2 separate regions of the Mus musculus genome follow, and region 2 is linked to region 1. Evidence: chromatin loops called from intact Hi-C (ENCODE). Cell type or tissue: left cerebral cortex. All regions are shown on one strand.

Region 1 (5,000 bases):
GAGCAGCGCAGCCTGCATGTCTGGCTCTTTAGAAAGCTTTAAGGAAGCGCTGGTGTTATTTACCTGCTGGCCTCCCATGAGAGAGGTGCTTTTGGAGGTGTTTTAAAAGGAGAATGCTTGTTTCCTGACCGGTTTTTAAAAAAGTTATATATATATGTGTATATTTCACACACACACACACACACACACACACACACACACACACACACACACACACACTCATTCCAAGTAGTTGAGTGTAGGTGTTAAAAGTTACTTCCCAAATGTCTGCTTTTGGACACTTTAGCATGTGTCAGTCATTGGTGTAGTAGTGGGGTGAAACCTGTTTTCTAGTTTTGTGGTGCACTGTTAAATCTCAGCAGTTGCTGATGAAGAATTTAGCCCAGACTGGAATTTGCAGGGTCAAGGCCAAAGCCACCCTTGGGGGAGGGGTGGAGTGGAAACCTCGCTGGACCAGTGGTTGTGTATAAGACAGGCAACCCGGTGACCTGACCATGAGGCACCTCTCTGTGTAAGGAGTTCTGGCTTCTAAGACTGCAGTGGAGTTTCCCGGAATGGTGCTTTTCAGTGGAAAAGGCTTCTGCTCGTGACTGATGCCCAGTCCTACCTATAACTTAAGGAAAGAAACGCGCAGGGATGCTCAGCATGCACAGTGTGCTTGTTACTGAGTGGAATTTAAGCGAGCTCTGTATAGATTGGGTTTTGAGAACAAGACTTTTGACAAAAGGCAGACTTGCTCCGTTCTCTTTTCTGCAGTGACCCGCAGGTTAGCCTGTTGTGCAAGGACTGCCGTCAGGTGTCAATTTCCTTTAGTTTGCAAAACATCATTGGAGTGTCAGATGCCCAGAGGTCATTTATCTTTACAGTTCCTCCCCTTTTCTCATGCAGATGGATGAATTGGTGACTCATATCCCCCCCAAACCCCAACTTTTCTCAGTCATATCTTCTAGAATTAGAGTTACCTCTTCACCCTATTGATGTCAAACTCTCCCTCGGAATACAGAGCTGGATTGCTGAGTAAAGGGGATCTGTCAGCCAAGATCCTATCTCACGTCTCTATCTCGGAATAGATCTGGTTGGCCTAAGATATGGGGTGTTTGGGCTCCTGTATGTCAGGGCCTATGGATTTGGTAAGCAGTTTCTTAAAAGTATAATGTTTTTTATTATGGTTAAGATTTAATTTTCTTGGTTATGCATACACTAAGAAATTGGCATTGTCTTGCTTGGTTAATCACAGTGTTCTATTAAAATATATATTTTTATTATTTTAAATTGTGTGTCCGTGTGTGTGGTTATGTGCATGTGAATGAAGGTCCCCTGGAGCCCCCTGGAGTCTCCTGGAGTCCCCTGGAGCTGGAGTAACAGATATTTCTGAGCTTCTGAACTCTTTGAAGTAGGTTCTGGGAACTGAACTCAGATCTGCTGTAAGAGCAGTGTGTGTGTTCTCAGCCACTCACTGAACCATCTCTCCAGCCTCATCAGAGCCTTTTCTTTTTAGAGAACTAGTGGGGGAAAGACTAGGACGATTTAAAGTTTTTTTTAATTTTTATTTCTTTATCTTTTATTCTTTTCTCATGGGCCTCTGCATTTGGTTCCAGATAGGTGTCAAAAATCTAATGTGTGCACATACAAATTGCAAGAAAAGTCCAATTCTTAGTATAATCCGCAGTTGGAATGCTGAGGCAGGGGGACTACCATGAGTTGGTAGCTTGCCTAGGATACATTGTCCTAGCTGAGAAAACCAACCACCCAGCCAACCAAAGAATAGTTTTAGACAAAATAGTCCAATTCCTCTATGCCCAATTGGGCTGCTGTATGTCTGGGCCTATGGATTTGGTAAGCAGTTGATATATTTATGGGACGTGTGTAGCTTTAGTGAGTATTGAGGTGGCCTAACAAAGCTGTTTGCAGTCCTTAAGAAATACTGAGCTTGAAGCTTGGCTCCAACTTCCTAGATCCCACTCTTTTTTCCCCCCTCTAGTACTAAACGTGTAGTTTCTTTTCTAAGCAAATGTCTGGGGGCTGCGTGGTGTAGTTTCTATAGTAACTCTCTAGATTCACAGACAGTGGTGGTCAGTAAGAAGAGGAGCCGTGGCTGGTCTAAGTTGTGTTCCCAACGCAGATCTGAAACACAGGGGGGCAGGCATGTGTAGTAACGTGAAGTAGAGAAGAAGAGACAAGGGTAGGTGGAGCTTCTCTAGGCCAGGCTGACGTTATGGACTGGGTTCTGAATTCTGGCTCTTGGTAGTTGATGCTGGACTCTGGCATATTCTTCAGATACCATGTCAGCCAAGACCTGCTCAGAGGCAGAAACAGAAGATCATCTCTTTGTGTGCCGTCACTCCCGACCGACCCTGGGCATGCCAGTTAGTGCCTCTGTAGCTAGCTTCCATCTCTATTGAGCAGTGTCTGTCCTGAGGCATGCATCATCATGGGCATTTCAGGGTTAAAGCACAAGGCACTTGCTCCTTGTTTTGGAAAAGCACCAACTGGAAAATGCAAATGTCTGGTTGCCTTGCTAGGCACCTTGGAGAAGGAGCCCAAGGCTTCCTTTCCCAAGGGTTGGCAGCTTTTCAGAAGCAACACTGGATGGAGAGATTCTCTGGATGTATGCCTCTAGTTTTTCAGAGTTCCACAGAAACACAAAGATTTAGGATTACCTGGGAAGACATGTCCCTGGCTGAACTTCCGTGTTCTTAAATACACATACCTTCCGGTATCGGTTGGTAGAGTGCTTGCCTACCATGCGTGAAGCTCTGGGTCACATCCTCAACACCACTGGTCTAGGTGTGGTGGTGCACACCTGCAATCCCAGTACCCCGGAAGTGGAGGGAGGAGGATGTGGGTACCCGAGACCCTAGCTTCCTGCATGCACCCCACCCCAAATGCATATCACAATGAAGCCCAAACTATATGCTTTCACCTGCAAAGCTTCACTTAAGTCTTTCTACTTTTTTTAAACCATGCATGTCTCCATATGTCTGTTTATATGAACTAGGATATAAGGCTCAGGGAGGCTGTTGCCTGCCATGGTTCTCACAGCCGAGTTGATTAAAGCTAGCCTTTGGTCTCTTCCATCCTTCAAATGCTTATATATTTGGTAATTTTTAAATGTCTTAGTTGCATGCCGCTGATTGTTGCACTCTGAAGTACTAACTCTGAAGACTTTCGTAGCGATTGTTACACTGAGTGTTGTCTGTTTCTCACAGAGTTTGTAAGCATCAGATAATGGAGACTATTTGACATCAGTTGGACTTTGGTCACTGTGACGGAATACCCAATCCATACAACTTAAAGAAGGAAAGGTTTATTTTAGCTCATGGATTCAGATGGTTCAGTCCGTGGTCCTAGTTCCTGGTTCTGATGGCAGAGGGGAACCCTAGCCTTGCAGGACCCCTCACATACTTGACATGCAGCCAGCGGGAGGGCAGCGCTCAGGTGTTTACTTGCCCCGCAGAAGCAAATGCTCCACACAGTGGAGTGATCTTTACCACCCATCGGGATGGTGGAAGCATGTGGCAGAAGTCACCCACCTCATGGCATAACGGAAGCAGAGGTAGCTGGTGGTGAGCAGACTGGGGACCAGGTACAGCTTTCAAGGCATATCCTCGTTATTTCCTTTCTCGAGCTAACACCCACTTTGTGAAGTTTCTACTACCCCCTAAAATAGCACCATGAGCTGGGGTTGAAGAGTTCGATATGCGAGCCTGTGGGGATGTTGCTGTAACCACAGGCTTTTCCACCTGAGCCAAAGTTCCTGAAATAACCACTCTGAGGTTGAATTATTTGTGAATAAAATATCCTAAGCCATAAACTTGGGTTGGTTCCCTGACTGGCTTGTGACTTAACCCATTTATTCTATTCTAATTTCTGCCATGTGGCTAGTTACCTTGCCTCAGGTTCATAAGACTGTCTATATCATCATTATGGCGAATCTCCTCCCTGCCTGATGCAGTCCCAGAATCCTCACTCCCCAGTGGACCTCCCTCCTCCTAGTTCCTACCTAAGCTAATAGGTCAACAACCTTTTATTGACAGATGAATCTTCCATACACTACACAAGAGATTTTCTCTACATATTGCATTTCCAAACCATAATGTATTGAACACTTATGGGCCCTACATTGTTCTAGCATCTGTCTCCTTTGATCAGTACCCTCCAGGGCATATGACCCCCTGGTCTGTGGCTGCCTTACCTACTCATGAAATAGTTGTTCCCTCTGTATGCCTAGCAGATACTCTCTGGACTATGGCTCAGATTGTCAAAACCGAATGGCACCTTAGCTATCTAGTGTAGACGTACTTTTTGGATGGAAACAGAGGACCCAAGGTACATAACCACATAATAACAGAACTACCGCTAATCTCTGGATACAGTTATCTGTTGCTGTCTAGTAAACAACCATAAGACTCAGGCTAGGAACAACAGCTGTGCATTTTGCTAATGATCCATGGCCTGGGAATTCAGGTAGGGCTTAGCCCAGCTGTACACAAGGTGAATAGCATGGTGGGTCTTTTGTTTGGTAGGGCACTGTTAAGGCTTGGCTCTGTGAGTTTTACAGGATCTCTTCTGCTGTCTTCTGTTGATCATAACTGACTATAGGGGTAAAGAAATATACTCCACTTCTCTTGATGTGTTTGAATATGTGAATGTGAGTGCATATGTGGAGACCATGGTTCAACCTAGAGTAGTGTGTGTGTGTGTGTGTGTGTGTGTGTGTGTGCTTGTATGTGTCTGTGAACCATATATATGTAGTGTCAGCAGAGGCCAGAAGAGGGCATTGAATCCTCTAGAGTTATAGACAGCCATTATGTGGGTGCTGGGAACTGAATCTGAGATGTCTGCCAGGGAACTTCTGCTCTTAACAGCTGAGCCACCTCTCCAGCCCACCATCTCGAATTTTGTAGTCAGCCAGTAGGCCAGGCTGACTCATGGCCAAGACTCAGCAATCCTTCTGACTCTACCTCTCACCACTGGGATTGCAAGCATGTATCACTGGG
Region 2 (5,000 bases), 290 kb after region 1:
TTCTCTCCCGTGGGAGTTGCTTAAGTTTATGTTGGTTGCATGGAGCAGAAAACATGGCCTGTGTTTTCCTTTACTATAGGAAAAGAAAAAGGCCCACAAATCAAACCCCCCAGCAAACTGCAGCATTCTTCTCCTTTTACCATTTCAATAGTCAGCTCTTCCCAATGCCATCTGCTTAGCTACCTTCTTCCTTAAAGCATCCCTCTGTTTGCCGCCTTATCTGTCCGAAGCTTGTGCCTCTTACATAATCCTAGTTGGCTCGATCTGATGTTCAGCCTACACCGTGGGCCAACGCACTGCTCCCCAGGAAGTTTGGGATTGTCCCAGCCACCGAAGGGTAGTCAAGCCTGGACTTCCGAGGCAGAGGGAAGTAAGTCCAACCAGCTTGAGACATCAGCACTGTAGATGAGTTCCCAACACCTGCAGTTGACCGGCCCAGACTTCCCATGTGCCCCTTGGTTCTTCGTAAACTGTTTAGATTAGCCTTCGTGGCATAGTTAGTCCTGTGTGTTGTCTGGGACAAAGAGCAGAGCTGGAGAATGCTTTGTAGTTGAGAAGGTTTGGCTGGGGAAGCTTCATTGTTTGGAGATACTGTGTTGGCCTGTATGGGCAGCGACTGTGTGCATTACAGCTCACGTGTAAGAGTAGTTAGAGTATGGGTTAGGGACTTTGGCCCGGCCTCTCCCATATCAGTCAGTGACTCTGGGTAGTGTATGTTGTGACCAGGACTAGGGCCTTGCTGTGAAGTGAGATGTCAGATGGTTCTCTGTACTCTAGGTCACCCTCTGCCCAGCCTCAACCTACCTACTATTCCAAGCTTTTATGCTGCTATTTCATCTCTGCCCCAGAACCCCAGAACATCAGAACACCAGGACCCCAGGACCCATGGACCCCAAATTGCCCAGAATCTCTTCCCTGCCTTTGTTTTAGTTTTGGTTTTTGGAGTTGGGGTTTGACTACATAGCCTAGGATAGGCTTGAACTTGCAACCCTCCTGTCTCAGCCTCCCAAGTGCTGGGATTACAGGTAATCGCCACCACCACTGCCTCAGCTACACTTGCGCCTTCCTCCGATTTTGTCAGGCCTTGACAATTCATCCTTCACATTTCCACCGGTGTCTTCCCCTCCCTCTGTTTCTTTCTGCTGTTCCCAGTCTATTGTGAATGTGAAGTCACAAGGTCTGGGCCAGGCTGAGCTATATGTTCCCAAATAGCACCAATCAGCTGGGGGACCAAGTATGCAAACGCTTAAACATATGGAAAATATTCACCCTCAACATATGGGGAATATTCACCCTCAAACCCCACCCTACCCCATGCTGTGTGGTCATATAGTCCCAGGTGGTTTGCAGAGCAGTACAGCCTTTTGTGTCTCTCCTCAAGTCTCTGAGAGCTTTTGGGACAGGGCTCATACCATCTTCAGTTCTTAATAATCCATTTGCCATTCTAGGCCTTCACTGGTGGTTAATTGTATCTCTGAAGCTCCTATGTAGTTAGTCCAGCAATTGTTCTGATCAGTTTGCACATGCCCTCTCACTTGAATTTTTCTGGAATGCTATAATCTTATTAAGCCCATTTTCCAGACACAGATAAGCTTTTACTGTGGTCAGAAAACCCGACGTGCATGATCTCATTAATTCTCACATCTTGAGGGGAGCTATCTTGGCAGGACTGGGGGGGCGGGAGAGGTGGAGGGCTATGAACCATACACCTGATGAAAAGAAAAGTGAGCCCCAGAAGGCCAGGGTTATCATGTGTGCACGAGTGGGGGTGGAGGATGAGGGGTGGTGGAGATGTCACTCATCTTCCCTGCCACCATCCGGTAACTCTGTGCATTTCCATCACACCAGTCTAATGAGCAATTCCAGGAACTAGTCATGGCCTAGAAATATCTTTTTGAGTTTGACCTTCTCCAAGGATAAATGGAATTTCTCCAAACACTGATTATTCTTTCAAAATGGGAATTTAGAGACCCTTTTCTCTACCCCTTGTTCTTTTTCCAGAAGAGGGAACAGCAGACTATGTTTTTTAAATGGTGCTAGGAATTTCATGGAACCCCTATGGTAACACTTCAAAGTAAGAGACCTTATCCTTGTCTCCTAGGCCCCAGATCAAAACTTTAGGGATTTTAAGGACTTTGTCGATCATCCATGTCAGCCAATAACAAAGCTGCTGTTAGGGTCTCCACAAAACATTGATTTTCCAGGGTGTTTGTAAGAATCTGCGCTGACATGTAAGCATTTCCTCTTGCAGAAGACGATGGAGCCAAGAGGCAGGAGTGCTTACAAACCCCTGGAGGGACGGCTTATGTGCTTACCTGGTTATCGACTCCGAAGTTCAAGCGTTCAACTGGGCACTGAGTTCTGTTTGGCAAATACCTGCCAAGGAAAATCGGTCAGGTTTTGCAGCTACCATGGTTACTCAAACAGTGCTTGGGAAAAAAACACACACACAAAACAAAACAAAAATCCTTGTGGTACTATTTTTCTTGATGGCTGCCTGACCCCGTGTGGATTGATTTAGGATCGCAGTTTCTCATTCCTTCCACAAAAGATTTTTCATGACAAAAATGGCATTAATAAATGCTGCCCTCTGCCTAGAGTAGCTGGTATTTACACTAACATCATTCCACCCACGGGTAGTTTGTGGAGGAAAAAAATTAAGAGAGATGACACTTCTTAACTAGACATTCCAGATGAGGAGAGAAACGGATGGGAAGAAAGACTTTGAATAAAAGTATAGTGTCTGGAATGGCCATGCAGTCCTATAGTGCCTGCATGAGGGAATCTGGAATTTGAGAGCAGCTTGAGCTGCCTAGCAAGTTCCAGGGCAACCTTAGTTACATAGTGATTGAGGGTGTCCAAATGTTTGAGTTCATGATGATGCACACAGTTAGAGGTGGGGAGAGGGGAGCAGAGACACACAGAATTTCAAAAATGTATAATTGGTAACAATTCATAGAAATTTAATATTATAAACCCAGCTTTTAAATTTCCAGGAAAAATAACCAACTGTGAAGGAGAATGCAGTTAGTGCTTTCTCAGTAAGATGCCCATGCACAAAGTTAAAGGGACTAAAGTTAGTGACTTAGCATTTTTACATTGTGAGCTTTTAATCTACCATTTGCTACTTAGTTAGTTATCACAATGCCTAAAACGTATAAAATCTAAAAGACATTATAAAGTATTTAAGACTAAAGAAGGTTTATCACTCAAAAGATCAGCTTTAATGGGGATTCTAAAAATTTTCTAGGATACAAAAATTCCCTTGCAGTAAGCATGCTAGTAAGAATACTAATGAATCAGGAGGGTACTGTATACTTGGAGGTGCATAAGAAGAAAGGATGGGTAATTGACTCCAGAATTTATTGTCATTTAAGTGATAAAGGACACAAAATGAATGGGCTGAATTTTAAATAATATCAGAAAACCACATGGGATTAGTGATGGTCACAAGGAAAATGAGGATTTCCTAAATTGTAGAAATCCATATACTTACAGTATTGTAGGAAAATAAAAACCCAGAAATATAGGCTATAATGAGTATTGGGTAAACCAAAACAGTTCAATAGAGCTTTCATATTTAAAGCAATAATTCCTTCTTCTCAGTTGATAGCAGAAGAGGAGGGAAAAGGAAAACAAAAGGACAGTAAGTGGAAAGAATAGGGTGCTGTCTGTCTGAGGCCAGCCTGGGCTCCATAGGAAGACCCTGACTCAAAATGGATATAAATGACTGACTCTGAAATGCCTAAGATAGAATTGATTAATATCAAAGAGAAAGAGAAGACACAGAGTAATGAATGAGATAAATCTGTAAAAAGAGCATTAAAATAATAAAGAGAATGGCATGTCAATGAAAATGAAATGTCAATCACTATGGAAAAAATAATGGAAAAAAATCACTGCAAAACAAAAAGACCACACTGGTAAAATAATGTGATAAATCAATTTTTATTTTTATGTTTAATTAATGATAAAACCCTTCTCTTCATGAAAGGCTCACACTTAATTTTACAAACAAATACTAACATATTAAAAGAACAGCTAGGGAAAGGTGAAAGGTTTTAATTCATTTACTTGCTGTATTATGGTTTGGGGCTGAAATATTCTATGGACTGATGTGTTTTGTTAATTTGCCTTATCTTTTAAGATAATTTTTTATGTGAATGGGTGTGTTTGCCTCCATGCATGTCTGTGTATCACATGCCTATATGGTGTTCATAAAAGTCAGAAGATATTGAATCCCTGGGAACTGGAGTTATATATAGTTCTGAGCTGTTGTATGAGTGCTGGGAATTGAACTCTGAAAGTGTAGCCAGTGACTTTAAGCACTGAGCCATCTCGAGTCCCAGACTCATGTGTTTGAACTCCTGGTCCCCAGCTGGTAGTACTATTTTGGAAAGTTGTAGGATCTAGCTGGTCTTTGAGGGTTATAGCTCAGCTTTTCATCTGTTTCCCTTTTTTCTGCTTCTGGATCTGTCAAGTGTGAAAAGCCACCATAATGCCATCCTATTGCCATGGCTTCCATGTGATGAAGCAAACTTCTGGAGTCATGAGCCGATATAGTCCCCTTTCCATTTATTTCCTTCTATCAAATAGTTTGTCCTTCCAGTAACAGAAAAAGCAACAAATACAGTTTTGTGAATTTTAGTGTAGAAATCTTATATATTAACTCATTAAATTTAATAGTTTATTGAAACACAATATATCAAGTTAACCAATGCAAGGAAGGATAGCTAGTTTGATACCTATTTCATTCATTTTAGTGACTAAACTTTATAACACAGTGAAGATATAAGGAATGTGCCAATCTTGATAAATGCAGAAAATTAGAACCATAAACTTCCATTTTTTTCATGTAAAAATCCTAAAATGGCCTTGATTAGAAATACTTACTAAAAACCTATAACAATATGCTTAAATTGAAAAAAAATAAACATTCCTATCTTATTTACTTTTCAATTGCTGTGACAAAAGCCCATGGCCAAGACAACTTATAAAAG

Evidence for each region. Hi-C counts contacts between places; a loop is a spot of excess contacts. Peaks named below come from ENCODE experiments on the same cell type or tissue, not always from the same donor. Only the 100,000 strongest peaks of a DNase experiment are listed, where the experiment ranks them.
Region 2: a loop joins it to region 1, with 2.7 times the contacts of the local background. A loop is called at or near these places in 4 of 42 quality-filtered maps.

The regions. Positions count from the first base shown.
Region 1 is chr1:170,584,029-170,589,028 of GRCm38, reverse strand. All of the region lies in intron 1 of Nos1ap (nitric oxide synthase 1 (neuronal) adaptor protein), which reads left to right. Among named protein-coding and RNA genes, the nearest start is that of Nos1ap, 3.3 kb to the left of the region's middle. In left cerebral cortex, a CTCF peak has its summit at 2,124; DNase peaks (open chromatin) are centred at 1,402, 2,067, 2,527, 4,917 and 1 more place; H3K4me3 peaks cover 3,083 bases; H3K27ac peaks cover 939 bases.
Region 2 is chr1:170,290,238-170,295,237 of GRCm38, reverse strand. No RefSeq gene overlaps it. Among named protein-coding and RNA genes, the nearest start is that of Gm7694, 14 kb to the left of the region's middle. In left cerebral cortex, a CTCF peak has its summit at 2,554; DNase peaks (open chromatin) are centred at 235 and 2,524; H3K27ac peaks cover 487 bases.